2 separate regions of the Mus musculus genome follow, and region 1 is linked to region 2. A link is a loop called in an ENCODE intact Hi-C map of the cell type or tissue named here. Cell type or tissue: left cerebral cortex. All regions are shown on one strand. Each heading gives the region's core, and the rest is flanking DNA. Links, peaks and the distances in the headings are about the cores only. Region 1 holds the start of Mtmr10 (myotubularin related protein 10). Region 2 overlaps Trpm1 (transient receptor potential cation channel, subfamily M, member 1).

Region 1 (15,042 bases), core at 4,544-7,043, 120 kb after region 2:
TTGGTAGTATTTGTGTTGTTTCCTTAACCTATACCCTTCAAACATTCCTCTTCTTCAAGGATAATACACAGTCTTCATACTGGATCTTTTTTATCTGTGTTAAACACCTGCCACTTCATTCTTATGCTGGTTGGATTTTGTCTTTTTTGTTTGTCAACTTTACACAAACCAGGATCATCTGGGAAGAGAAATCTCAATTGAGACAATACTTCATCTTTGGGCAAGTCTGTGGCATTTTCTTGCTTAATGATTTATGTAGGGGGCCTAGGCTACTGTGGAGTGTGCCAGTCTTGGATAGGTGGTCCTGGGTTATATAAGAAAGCAATGTGAGCAAGCCAGGAGCAAGAGAGTGAGCAGCATTCCTTCATGGTCTCTGCTTCCATTCCTAATTCTAGATTCCTTCCTTGGCTTTATCAATGATGAACTACAACCTGTAACTTAAACAAACAAACAAACAAACGACGACAAAAAAACAAAACCTTTTCCTCCCAAAGTTGCTTTTGGTCATGGTATCTTTACTACTACTACTACTACTACTACTACTACTACTACTACTACTACTACTACTATTTTTTTATGTATGTGAGTACACTGTTGCTCTCTTCAGACACACCAGAAGAGGGCATTGGATCCCATTTCAGATAGCTGTGAGCCACCACGTACTTGCTGGGAATTGAACTGAGGACCTCTGGGAAAGCATTCAGTGCTCTCAATCGCTGCGCCATCTCTCCAGCCCAGGCCATGGTGTCTTTATTACAACAATAGAAAGCAAACTAGGGCAGAGTCTTCTTTCTTGTTTGGGGGAAGATTTTAAAAGACATTTGTGTTCAAAGCTGAATGGGATGTTTTATGGGAGCTTGGAAGGTCAGAATGTTGAGAGACATGTGGACAATGAAGACCTGGCTTGTGACATTTCAAAGGGAAGTTGGAGACCTCATTGGGGCTGTTCCTGTGACAATTTTTAGTTAAGAGTCTGGGTTCTGGTCAGCTAAGGCTAAAGAGTCAGCTGTGGTTAACAAGGGACCATCTCCGTTGAAGTAAAAACTTGGTTTTTCGAGATTAATGGATGCTGGTTAGCTGGAGCTGAGAAATCTAATGTTACTAAAGATTGACCCGAATTATTAAGATGAAATCTGGAAGTATTTCCTCGGGGTTAACACAGCAACTGTGGTCTGTGGTGGTCAAGGCTGCATCTCATGCTAGTAGCTAATCATGGTAACAGTCTTCCATATGGTTCTGGGTTTGCTGTCATGGAAGCTGCAAGATTGACAGGAAGTCTGAAGATCATTAGTGAATCCCCGAGGACAGATATGGAGTTGCACAATTTGATTTACCTTGCTAGATGTTGATTTTTGCCTTCATGATCGTTGTACCCTCGTTCTCCCACTTGTAATAAGAAAGTGTTTAACTTTTATTTTATTTTACAGAAACTCGAAGTTGAGAGACTTTGGACTTAGAGATGTTGAGTATTTTAAAGAGACTGAACTTTTAAAATGTTTGAAATGTTCTAAATAGTATGGGATTTTTAAAGTTATATTTTATATTAACCCAAGATTTTGGGGATAAAGAAGAAGAAAAGGTTATGGTTTAATGGTGACAGGTTTGTGTCAAATTGACAAGGAGTCAACTGTGCTTGTGAATTTCTTGTCAACTTGATATAAGCTAAAAAAAAAATGTGTCTATCAGATTGGCCTGTCTACAAGTCTGAGGATTTTCTTGGTTGTTGATTCATGTGGACGGCCCACTGCATTTTGCTTTTTATGTGGGTCCTAGGGATCAAGCTCAGATGCTCATCCTTATGCAGCAAGTACTTACGGACTGAGCCATCTCCCCAGCCTTCTCATTGCATTGCGTTTTGTTGATGTTGTTGTTTGGGTTTTTTGTTTGTTTGTTTGTTTTATTTCAAACCTCGACTCATACTTTCCTGAGACTGTTCTCATGTGAAATGTGCTGTCTTACACTTTTGATCTGGTGTGAGACACTTTTCCAACACATTGTGTTCTAATTGTTCTGTGTTCTCAGCTGACCTTGTCTTGCCTTCCTTCTTGTCTACTCCAGGATGCTTCATCCTCAGCAGTTGTCCTCAGAGTGGACCCTTTTCTGCAAGAGAAGGCTCCATACACTGTTTTCCCAAAGGTCCTTCAGTCCCTGTACTCAGTCCTTCCCTCCGCCAACACACACCTTATAAGGAGCCTCCTCAACCCGACTGGCTGGATCTTCCCGTAAACACCCTGGGCTACTCTGGAGTTCTCTGGATGCCTCACTGATTCCTGACACTGATACCACAAGCACTTCAGGGCGATGAACTTGTTAGCGTCTTATGCTCTATCTTGGGAAGCCCGAGGACATCATTTCCCTTAGATATGTTGCTGAGGCTTCTCTTGGGTGGTTCTGGGGATTTTCTGTTTGTTTCCTCTGCTTTACTGTGTTGTTGTTTTATCTGTTTTATGAGGACTAAAGAACTGTTGTGGCTTGTCATCTTTGCTGAATTATCCTCTCATACACTTTAAAATGCTTACATATTTTCTTGAAAAGCATATACCCAGCCAAAGGCATCATTTTGCAGCCATCAAGTACCGCCGGTTCTAGCCGTGTCTCTTACTTGTATGTACACTGTTACCACAGCCCTAGCTTCTTGCCCATGCAGGGCCACCCCAGTAGTGGCTGTTTTTAAAATACTCAGTCAGGTCACTGTCACTTCTCAGCTCAGTTTCCAATTTTCAAGATCTAGAACCTGGGCTGTTGTTTCCCTCTGACCTCCTCTCCATTGGTTTAGGCTGCTTCAGGCATCCTGGCCTCAGGGGATTCATGCTGCTGACCTTGAGTTTCACCTTTACTCCGTTTAGTCTTTGCTCAGATGCCATCAATGCAGTAAGGCCGTCCTTGATTTAACCTAAATCTTTATTGATAAATACAATTACTCCTCTCCCTCCATTCCTAACTTCCTTTACAGTACCTTTAAACTATGTTACACGTTTTATATGTATATGTACATGTACACACACACATATATATATATACATACATACATATATATTTTTTCTTTCTTTCTACTCATTTCAGTAGAATGCCATGAACCTAAAGAACATTGGACTCTTATGAGTCCTGATTCAGGCCCATCACAAAGCTGGCACTCAATAAAAATCTGTTAACTGATTGAATGAGTGACCAAATAAAACATAAAGTATCTAGCACCCATTAGGTATTCAAGAAAAAAAATATATTCTCTCTTTCTCTGTCTGTCTGTCTGTCTCTCCCTCTCTCTTCTGTCAATGAAAAAAAAAACTGATCTCTCTAGGGAATGCCAGTGTTCTCTAATATAGAAAAATCAACAATGGGAACAGATGTATAATTAGACAAGCAGCTTAAAACTTTAACACAAAAGCCCAAAGCTGGGGATGGTCTAATACACCAAACACAGTAGTGAAGATGAGACTCTAAGAAGGGCCTGCAAAGCCTATCAACAGACTGACTTCTGTCACTCCAAACTCCCAAACACACACTCTGAAACACTGACCCCTAATGAGAACATACTCAGAGACAGGGCCTTAAGACAAAAAAGTCAGGGTGTTAATCAGATAGGCTCAATGTTCTAAGAAGAAAGTCCCCCCTTGTGAGAACATAACAAGGAGGAAGCCATTGGCTAAAGATACTGGGAGCCCTGGTGGGAAACATCTTTGAAGCTGAGTCTGGTAGAGCCTACCATCTACTTGTAGGCTCAAGTTCAAGGCCAGCAACTCAGTAAAACCCTGTCAATAAAGGAGTTGGGGGTTACAGTTCAGTAATAAGTCACCTGCTAAGTACTTGGGGAGCCTGGAGTTCCGTTCAGTTGCTAGCACAGCAAGAAAAAGGGAAGGGAAACTCAAAATCCATCTTTACAGAGCCTTGCTCTTGTGCTTCTCTGACTCCACCACTGAGATAATACATTTTTGTTGTCTAGACTAGGGTGCCTGGAGCAGCCTAATGCAGTCAGAAAGGAATCAGTAGCAGTAGGTCAGACAGTAACCCAAGTGCCTAAGTGGACTAGTACAACTAGATATGCAGAATATGGTATTTTAAAATTATCCAGAAAGATAACAAATCTGGAGTTCCCCCATTTTTCAGTTTTTTTTGCTGACATGCATAAAAGATGCAGATTCTAAGAAAATATGGACAACACCCCCTCCCCCCAAAAGAGCACAAGTGTTTGAAGACTTTTAGGGAATACATCCATTTAAGGTAGAAAAGTAACAGAATCGTCATAAAAGTTAAATATGTACCAGTGTTTTTTCATGAGTAGTTCAACTGAATTTACATGTCAAAATACAGTCAAGTGTTATAAACAGATAAGCTAGAAAGATTCAGGGCTCTGACTCCAGGACAAGCTGAAGAACACACAGTATTAGTGATGTCAGTGCACTTGTCTGCATGATGACTGTGATTTCTGGGGCTCACGTCAGTTTCCCTCTGACATTCATGATAAAATGTTGAGTTTGGACCACTATTTTTCAAAGTATAGGGGCATGGAATACCACTGGCCCCCTCCCACCAAAGTCTACTTCAGTTCAGAGGCACAACAAATCTAGACATACCCTATGCTGTGCTGAAGTTGGACAGCCCTTTGCAGCTAAGTGGCAGATTCTCATTTCCACAACCTACTGTATGAATGAAGGGAAAAGGGAAAGAAAAGAAAGGACATGACTACTCTTTGGTATGGTGGAGGAGAAAGTTTTTTGTAGATAAAAGGGAGATCATAGCCAGAGGCAGAGAAATCTGGGAGAGTTCAGAGTAGACTTGACCATGAGCCATGTGAGGAGAGCAGGGCAGGAAGGGGGAGAGGAGAGAGAGGAAGAAGGTGTAGCAGCCAAGAGGGCAAAAGGTGAAAGAGATCAGTCATTAAATAACCAAAATGACTGGATTTTATAGAGAAGAGCCTCTGGGGAAGGGCAGCCCAGTCCCTGGGTTGGAGAGTCCCTGGGTAGAGGGTTGGGTATGCTAACCATAACAGGTCCCATAAAAGCTAGGGACTAAGGGATGCTGAGAGAACCTGGAAGCCAGGTATGCTATATGTTAAACAGGCACCTGACCTATTAGTCCCAGGGTTTGAAATTTAACAGTGTTTGGTTCCCACCAGCGATGGGGTCTTCTCTCCCTGGAATTCTGTTAACTTACCTGTTGAATAGCATCTTTATAAATGAGGATGGAAAGGGGCGTGGGGAGACAACTTGCTTAATATCCCTTTTCACTTAAAGTTTAACGAGAAGAATAAAATCAGAAAACTAAACTGGGGGTTCTGGTTTGCCAGCCAGTATCATCTGTCCCAGGCACTCAGCACAAGCCAAGCCTCAGAACCTCAAGGAAACCAGTGGTTAAATCAATTGGTAGCAAGAGGTGAAAGAAAAGTCTTCCCTCCTTTAATATAGCAGCCATCGCAGATGCCGGAGGACTCGGGTCCTGGAACAGCAGCTACCGTGCACACTGACCACCACAGGCCATTGCAGCTTCGCGAAGCCGGCATGACCCTCGTGAGTCGCAGTAGGCCTGTGAAATCCTCCGTGACCCCTGCGGGCCTCCGTAGAAGCGCGCTCTCAAGATGGCCTCTCGGGTCCCCGTGGCGCCCCACTCCAGCGTCGCGCTCCGTGACAGTACCGCCTAGAGACTGAAAGCTTTGACTGCAGCTCCGCGCGAGTCGCTTCCGGGGATGGGCGTGGCTCCACCAGGCTCCGCCTATTTCGGGCGGGCGCTCGGCCTGGTCCGTCCCCGCCCGTCAGTCCGCCCGGCGGGGCGGGCCGCAGACCCGGCCTGGGCAGCTGCACCGGGAACGCTGAACCGGGAGACTTCTGACCGGCCATAGGGCCGGGGCGCACAGGCGGCGGCACCATGTTCTCTCTCAAGCCGCCCAGACCCAGCTTCAGGTCCTACCTCCTGCCGCCGGCCCAGGTAAGCGCTCGCGACCCGGCGGGGGGCTCGGGACCCAGACGAGTCGCCGGCAAGCGCGCCTCCCGGGAGCCACGGGCGCAGTAGAAACTTGTAGCGCTCCGCGGCGGCGGCCATTCTCTGGCCGAAGTCCTGCGGTCCCTAGTCCTGCCGTGTGACGAGATCGTAGAACCGTCCGGAGCTGCATTTCTTTCCTTCCTTCGGGGCTGGGCACCGACCCTGCGGTGACTGCCAGATGGTTGCAGCGCTGTGGACACCTCGCAGAGCTTACCTGTCTCATAGCTGTGAATTCTTGAAAGCGGCTTGGGCTGTTGTAAATATGTTTATTGTGAGGCTCTCAAGTCGACGAGAAGATCTTAAAACGATCTCTATTTGGACCTGAAAGAGTTTTTAGTAGGGGATATATGTCTGTTGCATGTGTCATCACTTAGAAAATCTGCCTTAGTATCTTGTGACAGGGCGGTGTTTGGATTTTGCTTTATTTTGTTCCTGTATTTCAGACTGACGATAAGATCAGTTCCGAACCGAAGATTAAAAAGCTGGAGCCGGTCCTTTTGCCAGGTAAATTTCAGAATTTGAATGTGCCTTGGACTGAGATTGTACGGAATGGTATTGTGTAGTTCTCTTTCCCTTTCCATTATTTTTAACTTTCTCCAGAGAGTTGGCTAGACATAATTGATGTTTGTCTCGGAAAGTTTAAAGTACAATAGAAGACTTTCAAGAGAATAACTACCTCATTTCTTTTCTGTCTCCTGAAAGGGTAGTTTTGAAAGATGAATCTAATTGCTTGGGTAGTGAAAGTTCTTATGCTTTCCATATGTGTTACCACCTAATGAAATCATGATTAATAATCCAATCATTTTAATGTGTTTTGATAGTATGAAAAGCATGTCTGTGTTCTAAGATAATGACAAAGCTTAGCAGACATTGACTGACTCTGTAATTGGCTTTTGAAGTTGTCAGCTGTCTGCAAGTTTGCTTCTTTCAGTTTAGAACTTTGTTTCCCAGTAGAGACACTATTGACCTTTCAGGCTGGGCAATTCTTGTGAGAAGCTGTCCTGAGCTGACAGCCATCCCTACCTCTTTGGCCTCTTATCAGTTCCATGATAGTGGTGCCCCCATCTTCTGCTAACTGCTAACATCCTCAGTACAACCAGAATGTCTCCAGGCATCCCCGTGTGTGTGTGTGTGTGTGTGTGTGTGTGTGTGTGTGTGCTCGAGCCTCTTGGAAATCATTTGTTAAGAACAAATTTATCTTAGATGGAGACCTTACAAATAGAAGTAGGGATTCATAGAAAACAGTTTTACAATGTAGAAAAACTATTATTTGATTACTATTTTTGAATTGTGTAGCAATTACACAATAATTAAAGAAAAATCGGTGTTTTAATAAGATTATTGGGGCAAATAACCAGACATTTAGGAAGGCCTATCTATCTTAAGCTTAAATTATGATCAAATACCAGTTTTGTATGTCAGAAAAAAAAAGTCTCAAATTCATCCCTTTAATAAGAGAGTTACGACTTCACAAGTGTGGGAACTTGAAGTGTAGTAGAGATGAACAGTTAAAGCGTCAGCCTTTGGTTCCGTATGGCAGATGCCAACTCTTAAAAGTTCTTGTAGACTACTAGAGTTATATTTTTTCTGGCTTTTGTTAGTGTCTTCTCCTCAGTGTTTACTGATGAACCCTTTCTGCTGGTCCTGAGAGTGAGCTGAAGCAGTACTGAGCAACCCTTGCCCCCGTGCATGCTCCGTGTTGGTATTCGCCACCGTAGGCACAGCAGAGACAGCCAGGGGAGCAGTATGCGTGTTGACCAAGTGTCTGGAAGCTGTTGAACTTTGCCTTCGCTTTGAACTGGTTTTTAGACAGCCAGGTCTCCCCTCAGCAATTCTGTGCTCTGACACTAAAAAACAATGTAGTCCTAACTATAAATACTCAAGTTTTGTTTTTTTTTTAATTAGCTTTTAAACTTAAGCTATGCTTAGGAAAAATGTGATTATGAATATGGTTGAAGAATTTTCTTAATGAAGAATTAGTCTTTGAAATTACTACTAATACTACTACTATTACTACTACTACTACCATTTCTGGGGAAGATTTTAACCCCGGTTCCTGACTGTGAGTAGTATACTTTTCGTAGAAATAGCAGTGTCTTTTGTTCAATGCCCATTAAAAAACTTGCTGACCTGAATGATAACCCTGATTGATGTCCAGTTTTTCTTTGCTCCCTGTTTATCTACAGAAGACTGGGCTGCTCCTGAACTGTAAAGCCTTGCCCCTTGCCTAGCCTCTGCTGTTCTTACCGTCTTGTCCCCACTTTCCCAATGCTCTTTGAGGTTGCGCTTTGGCTGAGCCTCCCATTCTGGTCTCCCTTTCCTGCCTTAACTCTAATGTCAAATCTGCAATTCCTGCTAAAACCCCAGTGGTATTTCTTCGGCCTACAACGTGGTACTCTGCATGTGTAATCTGGAAAACGAATAGAAAGTATTGTGATCTAAGCCTGGGCTAGGGTGATGAGGCTTGCAGCTCGTGGTAGAGTATGTGCTTACCATGCTTGGCGTGCGCAAGACACTGGGTTTGCTCCCCACCACCACAAAAATGACAGTGAGCAAACTATAAAGACCTAAGCTAGAAGAGCACTTTTGACTGAGGGCGTGGCTAATACAGTTCTGCCCTTCATTGCCACTGGGGGCAAGAGAAAATCCTCTCAAGTCTCCTGTGGCTTTCTTTACCCAGGTACAAAGAACAAGAAGTAATTGTTCCGTGATATAGTAGCATACACTGCGTTTTGGCTTACTGCCTTGGGTCCAAGGATATCCTACTACGGTTGCCCGAAGTTTGAACTTTTAATTCAATAAGCAGATGAAAATTAGAACACAAAATCAATTGTTTACTTGTGGGCCTTGATCATGTGCTCCGTTGGGCCTCAATGCCAAGTTTAAAATGGTCCCCATCATTTATTAAGTAAAGAAAATTGAAGAAAATGATGAGTAATTGAATTCAGATTCTGGTTTATATTAGTAATTCTCAACTTTCCTGATTCATGAAGCTCTTTGAGATGAGGATTGTATCAAATATAGCTTTGTGAACCTGTTACCTTAACACAGTGCCTGAAATGTGACACTATGCTATCACTGAGTGAATGACTGGACAGTAGGACCCCACCCTGCTCAAACTGTTACCTTAGGTGTGCCTGCATGCAGAAACCAACTCCTGGATTTAGGAACAAGAGAAACACTGCTATTTCATGCTAGACATCTCCTGAGAATTACATCTGAACCTGTAATTGGAGTAAAGTACTGTGTCAGCTTAGTTACCATCTGAGCCGGCATTCTCTTTGTCATTAGCTCATTATATGAATCCTGTTCTCTTATTGTATAGATGTCAGTCATCCCATGCTTTTAGAAAGTACAGAGTATTACAGTCAAGTCTGTAACTCTGTATGTTATTTGTGTATGGGAACATATGAGCACTATCCAGGTTTTGTGTAGAAGGGAGAGTTTCCTGAAGTATAGTGAATCTGGAGGTTGTGGTCTGATAACCGGTTCCCAGATTCCAGGCAGGGCCTGAGTGATGTTTAGGGTAATTATCTATCTATCTATCTATCTATCTATCTATCTGATTGGTTGAAATCATATTGTCTATCGTGGTGTCAGACCCTTGGGGGCTGGCACTCCAGGCCATTGTGCTCTCAGTCTCAAGTGGTGTTTTCGCTAGGCTATGGTCAAAAGAAAAGTTAGGAATATAGAGCTTTTTTTCATCAGTTTGAAGTAATTTGATTTAAAAATTGCACTGAGATTACCTCCTAACTTCTTTGACATACAAAGTTAGGAACTCTGTTTTGCCCCCGAAATTGTTTTTAGGCATAGACATGGTTTGGAATGTAAACTGGAAACTGTAGGATGAGATTATTGTCAGTACGGTTTAGTGAGCACCGTGTAGAGATGACTAGTTACTTTGTCTGTATAGGTGTCCTCCCACCATCTTTCAAAACACATCTCCTTTTGACAAATTGTTCTAACCCAACTCTACGCAGCCATAATTCGGTCCTCACAGTACAGCTCTGCTCCCACACAGGCATATGTCCAGGTTCACACAAGGAAGGTGTTTGGCAGTGCTGCCTGTATTGTAGTTCCAGAAAATCCATGCCAACGAAGGAAGAACACCGAGGGGCTAGCATGACAGTGCGCAGGCAGAAAATCCATGCCAACGAAGGAAGACACCGAGGGGCTAGCATGACAGTGCGCAGGCCTTTGGGCTTTGCTGCCCTTGATATCCAGCTAACACAGAGCCACAGAATGTCCTCCTTGCTAACCTTGCTCCAGGCATGCTTCTGATACCTGAGCTTGAATCCTTGGCTGATAAACCTTATAGGTCAATCCTCACAACAGCTCTGTCAGGCAAGGTACTAGTTTGTCTTCAGTTGACAGGTGAGAGAATTCCTAGCAAGAATTAAGGAAGCTGCCCAGTGTTGCATAACCTGCAAAGGCAGAGATTCTCCTGTGCCTGCCTCCCACACTGTGTGTGCTGTTAGCCACTAAGCAGCACGGCCCACCTCGCTCCATTGGTGACTTTCACAGTCAGGTTTTTGCTTTGGAACTGTGGAGGGCAGCCTGAAAGCCAGTCAAGAGAAGATTCTTTTCAAGATTCTGACTTGAAAAGAGCTCTGCTTTCCTCACGACAGTGACAGATTTTGACCCAGCTTGAAGAAGAACTTTCAATGTCAGCTGCCAGAAAGAAAGTGGAATGTCTTCAGAGGTAGTGATTTCCTGTTGCTGGCCTTGCTGAGGAGTGGCTGGTAGAGTGCCACTGGCTAGCTTTGTGTTTGGGATGTAAGATTGCAGTGATAGGGCTCCATGACCTTTGCCCTCCTGCCTCCCTGAGGTGGGATCTTTTGAAGCATCCTGGAGGTGGGAGGAAGAAGATTGAAATGCAGTGACTAACTATAATGGATTTCTTTGTTCAGCAGGTGTGGAATGTATGCGAGTGTTGCTTGGCAGAGGGTTTTGGTTTGTTTTTGTTTTGGGAAGGTGGTGGGGCAGATAGAGTCTGCCCTTACACAATGTCTGATCTTTGGGGAAAGTGCCGCAGTGGATACCAAAGCTCGTGAGGGCCCAGGGTAGTCACCTAAGTCAGACCTGGGGCTCACTATGGACTGGCAGCAAGCTTTCCCAGGGAATGTTTGTGATCTGAACTTTGAGTGTCAGCTAAGCCCAGGCCACTGCTCTGAAAGGCCTGCGTCGGCTCAGCTCATTCTTCTCTTTCCCAATACAGAACCAAAGGCACTTGAGTTACAAACATTAGCTGGTAGGTCGGTAGCGCATGCCCTGACCAACAGTTCTCTTGTAGTCAGACCAGGGCATCCGCAAAGCTGAGAACATGTAGCTATCCTAATTTATACATATTCATTGTTTGTGCTGTTTCGATATTGTTCTTGTCTTCTGCCTCACCCTAAGTCTCATTTCCTCTGTTGGGTTGTAAGCCACTCTCTGGCAAAACATAAAACAAAACTGTCTCTTGACTCATATAATACCCATTCAAAGATGGCTACCTAGATGACAGACTGATTTTACTTCCACAGTCCCAGGCTTGACCATCACCTGGAGGCATCCTGTGTTTACAGCTGCCCATTTCTTATGCTCCTGCTAAGAACCTCAGGCCAGCATGATGCTAACTCTTCATACAGTCTTCCCACTGGTGCTTAAACGCTTTATTAACTTCTTAAATAAACTCTACCTTACTAATTTGTGTGATCCCAGGCACTGATGCTTGTTTCACTTAGTCGGGCCCTCTGCTGCCTCCCAGATACTTTATTCATGATTTGGGTCTTTGTTACTCTGACCACACACTCTGTACATCACTTTCCTGTTCACTACTGCATCCTGGTCCTTTCCTAAGACCTGCACTGGAACCCTGGTCCTGCTCCCACTGTGTGCTGCTCCCACTGGGTGCTGCCCTTACTGGGTATGATACCTGCTGATAGGCCTTTTTTTGTGTTGTGTATGCCCTGTAGGGTTACTACCAATGGCAGTACCACACATTTTGTTTACCTAATACATAGCTCAGACTTGCAGTTATAACTTATAAAACTTTAGGGTGAGTCACCGGTGCAGCTCATCCCATACTGTCTTTTAGTGCTGTAAGCCCCATGCCCAGGGAAGGCTTTCTGTATCAGGGAACTGGGGAGAATTGGTCCTCCTATTTTAAGTCATGTGCTAAATTACAGAAGATTTTACCCTTAACTATTTTCCAGCCTGCAATTTATGGGAAATTTTATTTCTATTTACCAGACATATATTGCCTTTTTAATTGCATGAGGAATTAAAGACAACATACACGATCCTTTTTGATATTGGAGATTAAAATTTTCCCTCTCTATATCATTTGGAGACTATTCTCTTTACATTTCTTTCTCCTTTTTTCTGTAAAGTGCCACACAATAAATGTTGTAGGTTTTCTGGGATAAGTCTATGTTACAAGTACTCAGTCTTGCCCTTGTCCTATGAAGCAGCCAAAATTAGCCCAAGAATAAAATGTCAGTAAAAGAGTATTACAAAGGCATCCGTGTAGCCCAGGGGCTGTGGTTCCCCATCCCATGGAGCCGCCACCCACCAATGCTCTTCCTGTGTCTCATCCTCACTGAATTCGCAGGCGCCTGCCTTGCTCCTGCTGCATGGGTAAGAATCCAGTGGCTAGAGAAGGGCTGTTGTGGGGCTGAGGAGAGATGGGCAGGTGGGTGGATGGATGGACGGACAGGTGGACAGACAGATGATTTGAGCTCAGGCACGGTGTCCTAGTCCAGAAGTTCTTTCTCCGTTTCTTACCATGAGTGCTTCTGCTCCCCGTCTCAGGAAATCCTGCATTGTGACTGGACGCTGTTGTTTTTAGGTGGTTTTTATCTGAGTGTAACATGCATGCAAATGTGAATGAATCCTATTTCATTGTGGCTCCTGACTTTCTGTAGCATTGTTTTCAAAGTCCCAGTTCAGGTAAATCAGTTGAGGGATGAGCAATGTGCGTTTGGGTTACAAAAAGGTGACTTCTGTCTGCAGCAGAAATAATTAGTTCCCTTATGAAAGTCTTATAATTGACAGCTAAGACTGGGGAAAGTGGTTGACTATTCAGTAGCCCAGATTGTGATAAGGCAGGTGATAAGCTCTCTGTGGAGGTTAGGAACAACATTGAGTCTTTAATTCAATGTTGGTACTTATTCCAAGTCACTACAACACATGTCCATTTATGAAAGTTTGTAGAAACAAGGACAGAATGCTTTTGTGACTGCGTTCCATATATGTGGAATCAGCCAATTCTTGGTGGCAAATCTCTGATCACAGGTACTGAACATGCACAGAGTTGTGTTCTTGTCCTTATTCCCTGAATACTGTGTAGCAGCACAGCACATACATTTATTAGGTACTTCAAATCATCCAGGATGCTTTAAAGACTGTAGGTAAGTTGTATGCAGTGCCCTACCATGTATATAATGAATGTTAGGTTTACAAGGTCTGAGAACCAATGCCCCATGGGTGCTGAAGGACACTTGAAGTTTCACATTTATTTCTGTCTTTAAAGGCTTAGGAGTATGTAAGTGATTTAACCTGTTCAGTGCCAAATGCCTGATCTTTGTAGTAGAGAAAACATCTGCCTTTCTTTCATAGAGGCTATGTAAGAATCAATCAAGATAAGCACTGCGTAGCCACCAATCGTAGATTACACTGTTCCCTGTGTGTTGGGGGACAGCCGTGGCAGTTCTGTTATTACATTCTGCCTTTGCATATCCAAACAGTCCTCACCTCCCAACTCAGCTGGCTGCTGGACCAGAGGAATTACTGGTCCCGCTTCTCTCAGAGCATCGTGAGTTCCACGGCTGCTGGTTGTCTGCTAGGAATGTCCCTCACTCACATTAAAAACTAGGCTAGAGAGAACAAGCTCCCTAGAGAAATAGAGTTAGGAAGTTTGGTGGTTTATTTCTTGGTTTGTTTTGCTGTTGGTCTAACTTAGGGTCTTTGTACATGCTCTAACACTTAGCTGTGTCCCCATCTATTGCATTTTAGGGACAGTCTCACTGTGTACTCAGGCTGGTCTTGAACTCTGGATCCTTCTGCCTCTGCCTCCTTAGTGCTGGGTTACACTGCCACATCTGATTCAGTGAGATGATTATAAGTAATTTATGTTTTTTATCCATTCAGATCGCTGGTTTTATTCCTTCTTTTGTAAACCAGAGGTACTAAGTGGATTTCAGTCCTTTATTCAGCACGTTCTTAACAGCCACCAACATGTAGTAGATGCTGTTGCATGCGTTGCAGTTTCAGCAAATGTCCATTTCCTCCCATCATTGGATATATAATCCTGACTGAGGCAAGCATGAACTTAAAAATAAACGTAAAAAGTAAACGTGTGTCAAGTTGTAGCTGTGATGAGCAGGGCAATTAATTACAAGTATATAGTGCTGTGATTAGGGAAATTTCATCTAGGCAGGGAGATTTATTTTAAGGCATTCTTTAACACAGTCACTGTCTGAAAGAAAGAATCTTCCAAGACAGGAGTGTGTTCAAAGACCCATAAATGGAAGCAGTGTGGTATATAAAAGGGGTTCACAGAAGGCCATTGTGGCTGCAGCGGGAGGGTAAGAAAGACAGCTGAGCAGGACTTGGCATCCAGGGCCTTCAGCCATGTGAAAGAAGCTTGTATTCAGGATGGAAATTTTCTCAAGTGATTTGAGCCAGGAATTTGACATGAGTCTATGAGTTAAATCCTCAAGTAAATATTAGCGGCTGTTCTTAAAATTAGCCTTATGAATTTTTAAGAGGGTTGAGTAGAATTTATTCATTGTCACTCAGTTTATTGTTAGCATTTTTGTTGGAGAGGGTTGTTTTGAGACTAAAGTTCCATTCTTCATGAATGAGGTGTTTGGGGATTGTCAGCAAACAGGTTCTGGGCATCACTGTGAAATCAGTTTTCTGATAATAGAAAGTGCAAAACAGATTGTATCCTGGCTTTCTGCCATTGACCAAAGAGGCTGATAGCTTAAAATGTGCCTTGTCTCATTGCATTGTAGATCTAAAGTGATGATCACGTTCTAAATGCCTTTGGAGAAATTACTCCTTTCCACGGCACGTGAGAGC
Region 2 (15,042 bases), core at 6,824-9,323:
ACAAGGAAATTCTAAAAATGACATGTCCTTTTAGGATAGAGGTGGTTAGCTCTGTCTGTAATCTTTCTTTCTTCATGTGCTAGATGCAATCATTTTTCCTTTTCTTGGCCTCTGTGGTGGTTTGAACAGATTTGGCCCCCATAGATTCATGTGTTTGACTGCTTGGCCCACAGGGATTGGCACTACTGCTAGGAGGTGTGGCCTTGTTGGAGGGGCTGTGTCACTGTGAAGGTGGGCTTTGGGGTCTCAGTCCTAAGCTCCACCCAGTGTGGAATTCGAGTCTCTTCCTGGCTGCCTTCAAATCGAGATGAAGATCTTTTGGCTCCTCCAGCACTATGTCTGCCTGAACGCTGCCATGCCTCCTACCGTGATGATAATGGACTGAACCTCCGTAACTGTAAGCTGGCCCCAGTCAAACATTATTGGTAAGACTTGCGTTGGTCATGTAGTCCCTTCACAGCAATGAAACCCTAAAACAGCCTCCTTCCTTTTTTTACACGGCTCACCTGTCTGTCAGCCTTTCTTATGATTTTGAAATCAAAGCGGTGCTTTCACAATTGAGAATTGGTTTCATCCTTCTCGAAGAAGCCCAGGTGCAGCAAGGAGTGCCCTGCCTGCCTCTAATCTCAGAGAAAGAATTCTACAGCGCTGGCTTTTACCAGCAGCTCTCTTGCCTCCTCAGCCCAGAAGCTGCACACAGGGGCCGAGCCAAACTGGCCTGCCCTCTGTATCCCACCACCCTCTGTAGCAGCTGCAGCCGAAGACATATCTCAGATCAAGGGATCAGGAGCTGTGAACTCGGGAACCACTCTGGGGAGCTAGACTTGGTTCTGTGGAGTGCGCTACACTTTTCAGAGAGCATGGCTGTTATCTGGGGGGATCCCAGTAGATTTTCATGTTAAGTCGCCACCCAAAGTCACTGTGAAATGATCAATACCCCCCCCCCAAAGAAAATGTTCAAATTTCAGAACCAACAAACTGAACAGAACATGAGGAGGAGGCAGGTTGTTGAAGAAGCCCAGGGTCCACCTCAGACGCAGTATGTGAGTGAGTCTCTGCTCAGAGGCTCTGAAAGATTCAGGAGAACCCCTGTGGCCCTGATGCAGCAGTCTTCAAAAAGCAGCAAGCTCATTGTGTTGAGGCAAAGAACACGCATGCGTCCTTCTCTAAGCCGTGCTGCCATTTCCTTGGGGGCTGAGGCAGGGGTGGCACTTTAGAGATCAGAATACTTTGGGCTGGCAGAGACTTCTGAAAATCCTCTTTTTCTCCTACCCTACCTTAAAGCCATCAGACATACCTGGCTTCCTCCGGCATAGTCATAGATGGACTGGTACATAAGTTTGGGGCTCTGCAACTGTGCCCCACACTGCTGGCAACCCTGTCCCCAAGAGCCAGAGAGAGTCATAGCCTGGCAGGAGCCTTCCCCAGGCCTCTGGCTCCACCCTGTCTTCCTCCTCCTTTGCCTCTGGGATTCAGAGATGATTGGAGCAATTCCAAGGCAGCGTCTTGCCAGGCCTTCCCAGCCTCTGTGGGGTCTCGCACCTGCTCACATCCCCACAGGTCCCTCCCACGCAGAGCTGAGATGTATGTAGGTCGGATGACTCTAGGTTGCCATAGCACCCCACACATAGCGCGTTCACATCAAGGGTCTGACCACCCCTGTCTGCAGATGTGCTGAGGGTGCTGCTGTGTGATTACAGGAAAGCTACTGAACCTCTCTGGGCCTAACGTCCTCATTAATAAAGTGAGGAAGACATCATTGAAGATGTCTTCAGTTTCCACCCGTGTTAAGCCACTAGACTAACTACTCTTGTAACAAGTGTAGACTGAATGTTTACAACACCGACTCAAAAGCAAAAGCAAAACTAAACACAAAAACTTGTTGTAGTGAGAGAGTTGTTTGTAGCTTGTTCTTTGTTAATTTTTTTTCTGTAAACCCATTGTAGTGTTTGGACAAAGGCTGGCCTTTTATAAATGCACGCCTCCTTTCTCTCACAAGCCTTTGCCAGCATTGTAGTGTGTCCAGCAGTATCCCTGGAACTGGGGTCTAGAATGTCAAGACAGAAAACAGCACCACACCCAGCGGGGGTGGGCTTCCTAGTGCTATCAGCTATGCAGTCAGTAAGTGCTGTGGAGAAGGACAGGGGAGAGACTTTGGGCATCAGGGTAGGGGGTTCACTGAGGCTGACAAAGGAAGCCATGCAGACACCCACAGGAAGAGCAGCAGGCGGCAGGGAACAGTCAGTGCACAGGCTAGGGAGTTTGAGGACACTTGGGGCAGAGGGGAATGGAGGTGTGTGTGAGGGATGCATAAAGGGAGAATCTGTGCCAGGACCCGCTGGCTCTCTGGCCCACAAGGCAGGCTTCATTCGCAGTTGTCTTTGACCTTTGATAGATCATTGACCCAAGAGTAAAGGGTGTATGCAGGGAAAGGCCACCTTGGGATTTAACCTTTGAGCCAGTTGAGGTGGCACCAAGGCTGTCTTTAGAAGCAGTTGGACTTGAGCTGTGAGATTGGTGGCTGTGGGGGGAGGGGCAAGGAGAGGGGGAGGGAAGCTGTGCATCACAGCTGGAGGCAATGCCCCCAGAGCACTGAAGGCTGCAAACAACCCAGCATTAGAAACAGCCTGCCCTGTGTATTTAAGGCCACAGACAAAAACTCCTGTTTGTAGAAGCTGCTGGGAGATTTGCAGTCATGTGGTATCCCAGGCCACCCGTGCCTCCTGCTGCCTTGGGGACACCAGGGAGCTCTGGATGCTCTTCCCACCCCCACCCGGCCACCCATCCAAAGGAAGCAGAGCCCCTCCCTGCCTAAGAAAGGGTTGGCCACACCCCTTCCCATCAGTCTGAAAGTGTATGTATGCACAAGGGATCTGTTGGCAGAGCAACTTGGTCTTGGCTAATACAGAACTAAAGTCAGCTCAATTTTTCAACTTCATTACTGTCCTACTTCAGCCAGTTTGGACTGACACCACCACCACCCCCTCTCTTGTGTATGTGTGTGTGTGTGTGTGTGTGTGTGTGTGAGTGTGTGAGACTGACACATGCATATTACATTTCCCATATATGAGTGCAGGTAGTGTGTGTAAAGTTCAGAGGACAGCCCCAGGTGTTACTCCATGCCTTCCACATGTGACAGACAGGCTACCTGGAGCCCGGAATTGACCCTTCTCCACTTTCCCTCTCTCTGGGTGGAATTCTGTGACTGCAAACACATGTTCCAGTAGCCAGCTTTTTAACTGGGATTTGAACTCAGGTTTCTCCTGTTTGAATGCCGAGAACTCACTGAGCCTCTCGCCAGCCTCATTTTTTGCTTCTTAAAACCGACAAAAATTGTTTTTCTCTTCCATGCCCATGTACATAACATGACACTTTGAGGCACAGGAAGGGCTCTCTCTTTATGCCTTTGAGAGTTCTTCTTTCTCCCAAGAAGCCCATGAAAGCTTTGGTGGTGCAGAGCTGTCTGCTCGAGGGAGGGTGTGTGCTACTGTGTGTGGGAGGTGGCACAGGCATCCAGGAGCTTCGGCAGTGTTTCTAACATAAGATTTGGGGGAGCAGAGTCACTCTTTCCTTGCATTCTCCATGCTGAGACTCCCCTCGACAAAAGGCAGATCAACACGAGTAACTAGAACAGATGTTTAGTGGCGTGACCACCTACTGAATGCACAGGAGAAAACCCAGAGAGAAACGCCCACATGCGCGTCTCCAGGATCCTTCTTCAACCCAGGCTTACACAGAACCCTTGAAATAAAGACAGAAAGGAGGGTGTGGGCAAAGCCTGTGCAAACAGGATAGGGCTTGCCCTGCAAATGTGGCTTGTGGTGTGTGTGTGTGTGTATGTGTGTGTATGTGTGGTGTGTGTGTGTGTGTGTGTGTGTGTGTGTGTGTGTGGTGTGTATGTGGTGTGTGTGTGTGTGTGTCTTGGGGGAGGGGCTTGTTCACATGAATGCAGGTGCCCTTGGAAGCCAGAAAACTGAGTCTCCTGGGACTGGAGTTTGAGAGGGTTGTGAGCCACCCTTCTTGGGTGCTGGGAACGGAACTCAGGTACTCTGGGAGAGCAATGTGTGTTCTTCTCAGCTGAGCCCTTTCTTCTAACCTGACCTATGAAAATCTCTTCTGACACAGAGTCACCCTTGCTTCCTAGTGAGGAGAAGCCACACGAAGCATGGAGAGATTCCATTAGCGATGGGTGTTAACATCTTCGAAGAGGCGCTTCTGCTCCAATCTTTTGTCTATGGTTTTCCCCTTATAATAACAAGGCAGACCTAAGAGTTGGATCTTGGGGTGGCATGTGTTAAAACTCATCGGGGCAATTTTTAATGCTTTTCTATGTTTTGTTTTGATTTGTTTTGTATCCCTTCCTGTGTGTGTGTGTGCACTTGTGCCATAGCAAGTATGTATGTGAAAGTCAGAGATCAGCCCGAGTGCCAGTATTCACTTCCCCAGTGTGTTTGAGGCAGGGTCTTTTGCTGTTTGTTGCTGGATATTGTGTGTCAGGCTAGCTGGCTTTCAAGCCTCTAAAGATTCTCCCGTCTCTACCTCCCATGTTTCTATAGAAGCATCCAGATAACAGACCCATGCCGCCATCATCAGTCTCACTTGGGTTCTTAGAAACCAAACGCAGGTCCTCATGCTTGTGTGACAAGCCCCTCACTCTCTGGGCCATCTCTGCAGCTGCTTCTTCTCTGTGCTTTAGAAGCCACGTGATTTAAGAATGTTAGCAGCCAAAGCTGTTTGGGGGGACATGAAGAACACAGTGAGCATGGCTAGGCTTGCCCTACCCTGCTAGGCCCAACACAGCCTTTCCTGGGCTCAGACTGCTGCAGCATTCCAGCCACATGGGCCTCCAGCTGCTCCTACCAGCTGGCCCGAGGGAGGCCTAAGTACCAGCTGGTCCCTGTCCCTCGAAGCTTCTTCCCAGTCGGCCACTGTCCCACGTAGCTCATTCTTCAGACCACTTGACTCTGAATCAGTCATTCCCATGATCGGTTCCCCTCAGAACTCATATGGGATGTGCTTGCTGTGGATTCCATCCCAGCCTCAGTAGAGGAGAAGCTCCAGAGAGCAGACGGGGCTACTGCTGTCTCAGCTCAGCAAACACACTTTCAAGACTTGCAGGGGGTAGGGAGGTATAGGGCTCGGGCTGCCTGAAGCCCCTCCATGGGTAGGGTTTCTGCTTTGTTCACCCCTGCAGCCTGACTCTGGGCCTGTCTCACTATAGTCTCCAGTTGTCAAAGAGACCACTGGACAGAATTCCTAACCAAATGGTGACATAAATTCTTGCTGTAGGTCATTGGCCCAATGTGAGTAACTGATATTGTTTTCAGGTCCCCTACGAGGAAGGGGACTCTCGAGTTTACCACCTGTGTTTCTCTAGGGCAGTGGTTCTCGACATTCCTAACGCTGCAGCTGTTTAATACAATCCCTCGTGTTGTGGTGACCCCCAAACATTATAAAATCATTGTTATTTCATAACTGTAATTTTGCTACTGTTTTGAATTTGTAACGTAAATATTTTTGGAGACAGAAGTTTGCCAAATTGATTGCAACCCACAGGTTTTGAACCACTGCTATAGGGTCTATTAGATCCTGAGCCTTCTGAAACAAATGTGCTTTTTACTATTAGTTGTCATGGTTACTAGCAAAAGGAGCATTGCTAGCTGGAAGTACCGAGGGGCCCTCCTTTTGTTGGATGCTTCTATAGTCCAATAGTAGGACATTTTGTGTAGTCAGAAGGAGAAATAGACTGTACGTAGCCATATGCAGACTGGAACTGTATATGAAATATACATAGAAATATAGAATAAAGCCCCTGCCATGAGGTCACGTTAGGCTGGACAGTGGTGCATCCTAGGTTAAGTCTGCTTTGAGTGGTCAGCTCACCATGCAGAGTGACATGTGCTATGGCTTCTGGCCTCCAAGGCCTTTTCAATTCTCCATAGCCCTGGTACCTGCTGAATACCTGTTCCTCCAGATTCGGGCTCAGCCTTTTCTACTCTGGCACCTACAGGGACACCCACTTGCCTTGGGCCTACAGAGCCTCCAGCCCATGGGGGAAGGTAGGTTCCCTGCTTTACCAGGCTGCCAGCATGACTGAGCATCAAGCCAGGAGGATGTGCTCTGAGGTCAGCAGAGCCATGCGAAGGGATCATCACATCTGCTTGGGGAGAGGAGATTCCTAAGCAAAGAAGTCTAGGGGCCATTACAGAGAGGGCAGGAGAAAGCACAGGTACCCAGAGTGCTGGGTCCTCGGCTTAACGATCAAGAGTCCCACATCCCCAAGCCATGGGTGCCGAGTGCTGGCTGGGTCCAAGCATAATCTCCTAATGGCCCAGGCAGGCGCACAGCATCTGGTGGGGCCTAATGCCCTGGGAATATCTGCTTTCATGTGATTAAAGGCTGTCGATAAGACTTTGATCCCGGAAAAGCAGGCCCTGCCGATGAACCCAGCTCCCATCACTTTGTGATGCTGGGAGTCAGGAGTCATTTCCGTGAAGAGGTGAGAATGGAGCTCATGGGCAGCTCAGAGAGACAAGGGGAGACGGGGGAGCCAAGCCTGGTGTCGAAGATGTAAAAGCAGCCAGGGACAAAGGGTTCTTACTCCTAGGAACCTAGCTCACTGGCCCCAACTCCACATCCCTGGGGCTTAGATGAAGTCCCTGGAATGATTCCCACTCACCAGTAGCCATGTAGTGAATGCTCTACCAACACATGATCTATAACTGTTTCTCTCTGCTCTAGCTCACCTCATCTTCCTATCCTGGCCAAGCAAACAGCTGTTGGTGCAAAAGGCCAGCTGCCAGGCAGGCACAGGTGCAGGTCCTTTCAACTCTGGGTCCTAAGATGGTGGCCTAGGGCCCAGGCAGCCCTGTGGCTCCAAAAAGGACCTTTATCTAGACCTGCAGGGAAATCATACTAATGTGCCATTAACCTTTATGTTCACAGGTTTGAATGTAAGAATTTAAACAGACTCTTTTTTCTTATTGCTGTCGCCTAAACAGTACAGGATAACATGGTTTGTGTGATAGTTAGGGATAAGGCTGGAGCTCCATGACTTAGTATGTGGGATGACCTGGGTTCAAGACCTAGCACTGCCAAAATACATGTATGTGCATCTTCATCAAATATGTACACAGAGCAAGTAAGCTCTTGTAAATATTCTATGTCATCAAGCTATGTCTTAAAGGATGCACATAGGTTCTGTGCGCACACAACCTCATCTTGTCCAAGGGCCTTGAGCCCTTGCCGATTTTCTAGACCTTGGAGTCCTGTGACCAGTCACCCTTGGGTACTTAAGAATAATTGTATCCCCCAAATACACACTTGCTGAAGATGAGGCCCCATGCCGTGACATGGAGGAGTACGGGCTGGGGTGCCAAACCCACACACACGATAGCAAAGGCTCCAGGAGCCCACAGAGCATGTGGAAAGAGCTCTGTTAGGGTACGTTGTGGGTGCCACAACGCACTGTCCAGAGTTTTCTGAGCCATGGTGAGGTACCAATGTCCCCCAGAGCCACCATAGACCTCTGGAGCTCTCTACAGCAGGCACGGAATGTGTTTTAGCATTATCCTTCTTAATGCCTTTCACTCTCCTATGGCTTTCCACCCCTACTTATAAAACCCCTAGGACTAAATGGGATTGCTTTGTGCAAGTTCAAATTGACATTGTGCAGGTCGGTATTTTGACTGAAAAAAAAAAAAAAAGAGCAGCAATTTGAAAAATAACTTTTATAGAAGCAAACCACAGCTAGGGGTCAGATTGGCTCTGAAGACAGCCAGCTGAGGGCAGCAGAGCGCTGAGCTGGCAGAGTAGGGCTCAGCAGTAAGGAGAGAAAGGTGGGCCATTGAAGGGAGGTGAAGGGTGCCAGGTCTCCTGGCTGGACAGGCTGACCAGCTGGCACAAGCTGGGGTACTGTTGTTGCTAGAAAAACAGCGGCTCAAGGGTTCCTAGCCCTCCTGCCAAGCCTCTATGGCAGGAGACACCCTACACTCAGGAAGTCTCCTGAACTGGCCCAGGGTAGACAGGCCGCTCAGCCAGTCAAGGTTCATGAGTCACTTGCTTGGATACTTGCTTGTGACAGAGGGACTTTGTCAGAGGTTTGGCTGGAATCATCTCCACCCCGCAAGACCTAGAGGAGGCCACCACCTCAACTGCAGGCAAGCCTTTGGCACTTGGTGGACTCCCTTGGGTTTGGCACTGGTGGAATTTTCATCAGAGATCTGCTGTAACATTTGTTGGCTGGACCGCAAAACAATAGGTGTGCTTCCTTGTTTTAATTTTTTTTTTCAAAAATTTTAAGACAGCAGTAGAATATGGAACTGGATTCAGGGCCACTCCAAGTACAGAACCCTATAGGACAGCATACTTCAGCTGCCCATCTGATGATACCATTGGCCTGATTTAAGCCCAGAGCCTGCTTGGGTTTTGAGTAATGCATAGGTGGTGTCTTAGGGTCTTGATTGCTGTGAAAAAGCACTATGGCCAAAGCAACTTGGGGAGGAAAGGGTTGATTTTGCTTACACTTCCACATCACTGTTCATCTTTGAAAGCACTCAAGGCAGGAACTTGGCGGCAAGGGCCGATACAGAGGCCATAGAGGAGTGCTGCCTACTGGCTGGTTCTCCATCACTTAAGCAACCATGCCAGGGTGATCCCACCTACTGTGGGCTGGGCCCACACACATCAATCACTAATTAAGAAAATGCCCTACAGGCTCGCATTAGCCAGATCACATGGAGGCATTTTCTCAATTGGGGCTCCCTCCTCTCAGATGACTCTTGCTTGACATAAAACTAGCCAGCATAGCTGGCTTCATGGTTCTCAGATAGAGAACTCAGTTCTTCTTCCCCCCATTGAGGAATGAGATGGATTCCTGGCACATACCCCACCAGCTGTTGAGGCCACCTGGTAGCAAAAGCTCCCTTTAACATTTAAACCACTTTAGCTTGTATCCCAGGAGGCCCAGACGCCTGATAACTGTGCTTTCTAATCCCACAACCGCTACTTGTTCTGAGAACCACTGGTGCACATGACTTCTCCTGGGGAGCCTATTTCAGTTTCCACAGAAAGAGGCAGCAACAACAGGCCAGAGTAATAATTCCAGCTAATCTCAGCCTGGTAAACCGCTGAATTTCTTGGGGTCACTTGCAGAAGCACAGGTGAGTCAGACAACTTTAAAAAGAAATGCCTGCCCAACATAGGTGAGGGCTCACAAAGGTGCACCCCTAAAGTCCTTGCATGACTTGCAGGCAACAGCCCTAAAGAGTCTCCTAGCCATCAGAAACTGTCCACTGCTGTTGTAACTTCACTGAGGGCCTCAGAGATAGGGCTTTTTGTGAGTTTGGTGTGCATCCCAGCACACCAGAGAGATGCATTTCAGTCAAAAGGAAGAAGCTACACATCGCCCTCCACTCCCTCTCTCGGACGTGGTCGAGAGGCTCCACCTCACTAGCCCACCCCTTTTGTGGCAACCCCCTGCCTGCCAACAGGCAGTTGTAGGAGGTCTAGTTGTGTAGGCTCAGGAATAACAGCAAACTAAAGCTGTCCTGAGATGCCCTCAGCTGCCTGTCTGTCCTCAGCTGTCACAGAGCTCTGCCTGCTGTCATTTCCTCTGCACACCCCACCCCAAGTCCTTTCTCTTGCAGAACTGTTGGCCTTCATTCAGAATTTCCTTGTCTGAATCTTGCCTTCCCCAGAAATTCAGGCCTTTAAGATGATTTCTACAGAGAGGTACCAGCTCAGTGGGAGAGCACTTGTCCTAGTTCTGATTCCTAGCACACACACACACACACACAGGGTGGGGAGGGGGGGGGGAGAGGGAGAGAGAACTGCAGCCAGGTAGGTGGCAGTTGCACAAGGCGATCCTCATGTGACAGACTCAGAAATGCACATGTAATGACTTCCACAGAGGACTGTGAACTACACTCTGCAGTGTACCCTTTGAGATTTTCAAGAAACTGCCCAGAAACCCAAGGAAACAGGAAAATGCTGGGACTCAACTTGGGGCATTCACATACCTTTGGAGAAATGCAGATATTCGCACCCTTCCCACCAGCCTCTGCAGCTGTGAAGGTGACGAGGACACATTTGTAAAGCATGAAGAAACCCAAAACATCTCCTTAATACAGTGTACACACACATGCCTGGTGGCGGCTCATGCCTTTAATCCCAGCACTTGGGAGGTAGAAGCAGGTGGATTTCTGAGTTCGAGACCAGCCTGGTCTACAGAGTGAGTTCTAGGACAGCCAGGGCTACACAGAGAAACCCTGTCTCAAAAAACCAAAATAATAATAAATAATAGTAATAGTAATAGTAATAGTAATAGTAATTAATAATGATATTGTGTACACGCATGAAAAAATCTTAAAACACCTTGGCTAATTGAATCTTTTCTCTTAATTTTGTCAGAATAATGAACTTTTTATATTTTTAAAGACACAATTACATCACTTTTCAACCCTGCCCACTTGTTTCCATTCAAATTCATGGCCTCTTTTTCTTCATTACTCTTACATATACATATATATGCAAACTCTATACATGCTGCCTGTTCAGTCAGTTTGCTTTGCTTGTATGTACATGACTTCAGGGCTAACCAGTTGGCACTTAGTAACTAATTACTAGGCTCATCCCCGAGGAAGACGCTTTCTTCTCAGCGTTCCCTAGATGCCTGTAGTTCTCTGTGTAGGGAGGGGTGATTTCCTCCTTCCATAGTATCAAGAGCATAGTAGCATAAAGGCATGAACTTTAAAAAAAAAATAAAGATCAATTTACTGTAAAGAATTTGCACATAAAAACGCCGTGCAGGGAGGTCAGCATAGCTGTCTAAATGAGCACTTGTCTAGACCCAAAGTCTGTATGTTTCAGTGAACATCTACACCCTTAGATCAGCCATTCTGAAGCCGGAGAGCGGAGAGCTTCTCTTTGGAGTTAAGGCTTTCCCCATGGACTGCATTTTTATGCACCTACCATGAAGACACGAAGCATCCATGCCAGAGTTAAAACTGGAAAGACAAGTGGCCTCGGACGCTTCGTCACAGCTCATTGTCCTCCTGAGTTCCGGTCTTCCTCACAGCCTAATGTCACCCTCCCTTGTTCTTGATTCTGTATGTTATACTACATCCACACGCACATTTGTTTACTGAAATACACATCTACAGCACAGATGAGGGTCAACATATGAGGGAGAACACATCTGGGTTTTTTTTTTCTTCTGAGACTGAGGACCTTATTTAATATATATTCTATTTCCATCCATTTTTTAAAGAAATTTTGCATTTTATTTCTCTATAGAGATAAGTAGTATTGCATATGATATATATATACCAGATTTTTAATATATCTCATTATATTGTATTGTATTATATTGTTTTATATTATATTATTCTTTTGCCTTATGGTCTTTACCTAGATCAGTGGTTCTCAACCTATGAGTTGAGACCCACTTGGGGTTCAAACAATCCTTTCACAGAGGTCACATAACAGATATACTGCATATGATTCATAGCAGTAGCAAATTTATAGTTATGAAATAACAACAAAAATATTGTCATGGTTGGGGGTCACTACACCATGAGGAATGGCATTAAAGGGCTGCAGGATTAGGAAGGTTTGGAGCCACTGTTCCTTTTGGTTTCAAGTTTTCTGTAGCCTTGTATATAAGCAGACTGATTATAAATGACATATGATAATTTGGGCCTTTTTTAAAAAAGAAGTACAACATTTTAATCATTTATGTAAAGCAATTATAGTATTACATGCAATATAATTTTGACTCACTTATGTAAATCTGCCATCTTATGACATCTTAGGTCTTATGTTTGATCTACTTCTGTGTTTCTGTCTCTTTTTTTAGATTGGTTATATGTTTTTTATTGTTTTTTCTCTCTATTGGAAGGCGTGTATACATATGTGTGGAGATATACATATACATATACATATACATATACATATACATATACATATACATATACATACACATACACATACACATACACATACACATACACATACACATACACACACATATATATATATATATATATATATATATATATATATATGTATTAATTACATCTTATTGTTACCTGGGATTCCAGCTAGATAACTTAATTTGAGTATTAACTACCTAGGCACATCTCAAGATCCCAATCCCTGTAGCTCCCTCAGCAGACCTCAGGTCCTCAACCTGCTCTAACCCCTTCAGTGGCTCAGTAAATAAAGGAGATTGCCAGAAGCCTGCAACTAAGTCCAATTTTTGGAATTCATGTAAAGGTAGAAAGAGAGAGCCAACTCCATAGACTCTGTCTCTATGTCCACTCACACATACTAATGACTTTAAACTAAATCTTCTGTGCCCCAGCTGACCTACGCATCCTTGCCTCTACCTCCCAGAACCCACACAGTAGGGATGGACTCATACTGTATGTGGCCCTCTCAGGCTGGCTTCTTTCACTATGTGATTTGCATTTAAAGTCATTGGTATCTGTGCCTTGTCCTTACTTAGTAATGGCAATACTCTCTTGTGTAACACCTAATATTCACCTTTTGAATGATACCTTGTTTGTTTCTGCTTTTTGGCAATGTTGAACAAAGTCGTCATCAACATTTCTAAGCAGGTTTTTGTGGTTTGAATATATTCTATGTTCATCCATTTGTTAATTCATATTTATTAGTATTTTAGAAATTTTGCATTTTATGATGGTTTGAAAATGCTTGGCCCAGGGAGTGGCACTATTAGGAGGGGTGGCCTTGTTGGGGTAGTATGGCCCTGTTGGAGGAAGTGTGTCACTGTGCGGATGGGCTTGGAGACCCTCCTTCTAGCTGCCTGGAAGCCAGACATCTCCTGTCTTCCTTTGGATGAAGATGTAGAACTCTTAGCTCCTCCAGCCCCACATTTGCCATGCTTGATGATAAAGGACTGAATCTCTGAACCTGTAAGCCAGCCCCAATGAAATGTTGTCCTTTATAAGAGTTGCCTTGGTTATGATGTCTGTTTACAGCAGTAAAATCCTAACTCATAAATTTTATTTGTTTGGGCTTTTGAGACAGGGCTAGCCTGGAACATGTTTATGTAGACCAGGTTGGCTTCTAACTTTTGGCAATCTTCCTATCTCTGTCTACAGAGCCCTAGATTCACAGTCATGTGCTATTATGTCTAGCTTCATATTTAAGTTGTGGATTCATTCAGCCCCTGGGGCACATGACAAGACAGTGTTTAGCTCATAGGATGCTGCTTGCCTGCCCTTCAAAGAGACATTTAAGAGCAGCACCGAGTAGCATTTGTCGATCTGCATCCTCGATGTGGTCTGTAGTGGTCACTTTTTGCATTTTAGCTATTCCTATAGAAGTTTCATTGTGTGTCATTGCTGTTTGAAACCCCTGCTGATCCTGATGCATGATGCTGAGCATCTCCAAGGGACTGCTTCCCATTCCTGCATCTTTTTTTTTTTTTTTTTTTTTTTTTTTTTGAGACAAGGTTTCTCTGTGTAGCCCTGGCTGTCCTGGAACTCAGTCTGTAGGCCAGGCTGGCTTTGAACTCAGAAATCCAGCTGTCTCTGCCTCCCAAGTGCTGGAATTAAAGGTGTGTGCCACCATTGCCCAGCGGTGTCTAGATCTTTACACTATTTAGAGATGGTTGTATGGGGCCAATGTGATGACTGTGTGGGCAAAGGTGCTTGCTGCTGACACTTACGACCTGAATTTGATTCCTGGGGTCCATATGGAGAGAATGCCCTCCTGAGAATTGTCTCCTGGCCTCCATAGACACACTATGGCATCTGTGTGCCTCTTGCCCAACAGAATATTTTTGTAGATATCAAGTCATCTATGAGTTTATGAATATTTGGATCAAATTCCTTTTCATTTGATGTTTTCTTCCAGTCTCTGTTTTCCTTTCATTCTCTTAATAATACCTTTTAGAATGTAAGTTTTCCATTAAAATTTTTTAAAGATTTATTTTATTTTATTTTATTTTATGCATATGAGGGCTTGTTTGTCAGTATATTTGAACACCTCATGTACATGAGGAGGGGTTTGGATCTCCTGGAACTGGAGTCACAGAAGGTTATGAACCATTGTCTGGGTGCTGGGAATTGAGTCTTTTGCAAGAGTAATGAGTGCTTTTAACCAACGAGCCATCTCTCCAGCCCCCAAATTTTATTTTAATAAAGTCTGACTCATGATTTTTCTTTTATAAGTCCTTCCTTTAACACTATATCTAACAAGTCACCACCATGCTCAAGGTCTTGGTTCTCGTAGTTGGTGTGTCTCTATAGTTTGTCAGTATCCAAAATTAGCTTGCATTTTGAAAGCTTGATTGGTGCTTGATTGGAATCTGTGGATCATGTTGAAAGGAACTGACATCCTAAGGATGCTGACTCTTCCTATCTGTGAGCATGAGATAGCCCTCTAACTGTTTAAAACTTGACTTTGTTCTTTCACTGGAGTTAGTAGTTTTCCTTGCTTCCCTTCCCTTCCCTTCCCTTCCCTTCCCTTCCCTTCCCTTCCCTTCCCTTCCCTTCCCTTCCCTTCCCCCTTTTCCCCTTTTCCCCTTTTCCCCTTTTCCCCTTTTCCCCTTTTCCCCTTTTCCCCTTTCCCCTTTTCCCCTTTTCCCCTTTCCCCCTTTTCCCCTTTTCCCCTTTTCCCCTTTTCCCCTTTTCCCCTTTTCCCCTTTTCCCCTTTTCCCCTTTTCCCCTTTTCCCCTTTTCCCCTTTTCCCCCTTTCCCCCTTTCCCCCTTTCCCCTCTTCCCCTTTTCCCCTTTTCCCCTTTTCCCCTTTTCCCCTTTTCCCCCTTTCCCCTTTTCCCCTTTTCCCCTTTTCCCCCTTTCCCCTTTTCCCCTCTTCCCCTTTCCCCTTTTCCCCTTTTCCCCTTTCCCCCTTTCCCCCTCTCCCCCTTTCCCCCTTCCCCCCTTTCCCCCTTCCTTCCTTCCTTCCTTCCTTCCTTCCTTCCTTCCTTCCTTCCTTCCTTCCTTCCTTCCTCCCTCCCTTCCTCCCTCCCTCCCTCCCTCCCTCCCTCCCTCCCTTCCTTCCTTCCTTCCT

The links. Hi-C counts contacts between places; a loop is a spot of excess contacts. Peaks named below come from ENCODE experiments on the same cell type or tissue, not always from the same donor. Only the 100,000 strongest peaks of a DNase experiment are listed, where the experiment ranks them.
Region 1: a loop joins it to region 2, with 4 times the contacts of the local background. A loop is called at or near these places in 13 of 42 quality-filtered maps.

The regions. Positions count from the first base shown.
Region 1 is chr7:64,281,923-64,296,964 of GRCm38, forward strand. Mtmr10 (myotubularin related protein 10) reads left to right here and starts at 5,748. Exons shown (of 16, transcript NM_172742.2): 1 at 5,748-5,919; 2 at 6,417-6,477. The coding sequence starts at 5,860. In left cerebral cortex, for the core only: a CTCF peak has its summit at 5,619; DNase peaks (open chromatin) are centred at 5,615 and 6,369; H3K4me3 peaks cover 1,947 bases; H3K27ac peaks cover 1,149 bases.
Region 2 is chr7:64,157,290-64,172,331 of GRCm38, forward strand. The region is part of intron 1 of Trpm1 (transient receptor potential cation channel, subfamily M, member 1); the gene reads left to right. Among named protein-coding and RNA genes, the nearest start is that of Trpm1, 11 kb to the left of the region's middle. In left cerebral cortex, for the core only: a CTCF peak has its summit at 7,767 (motif pointing right); a DNase peak (open chromatin) is centred at 7,821.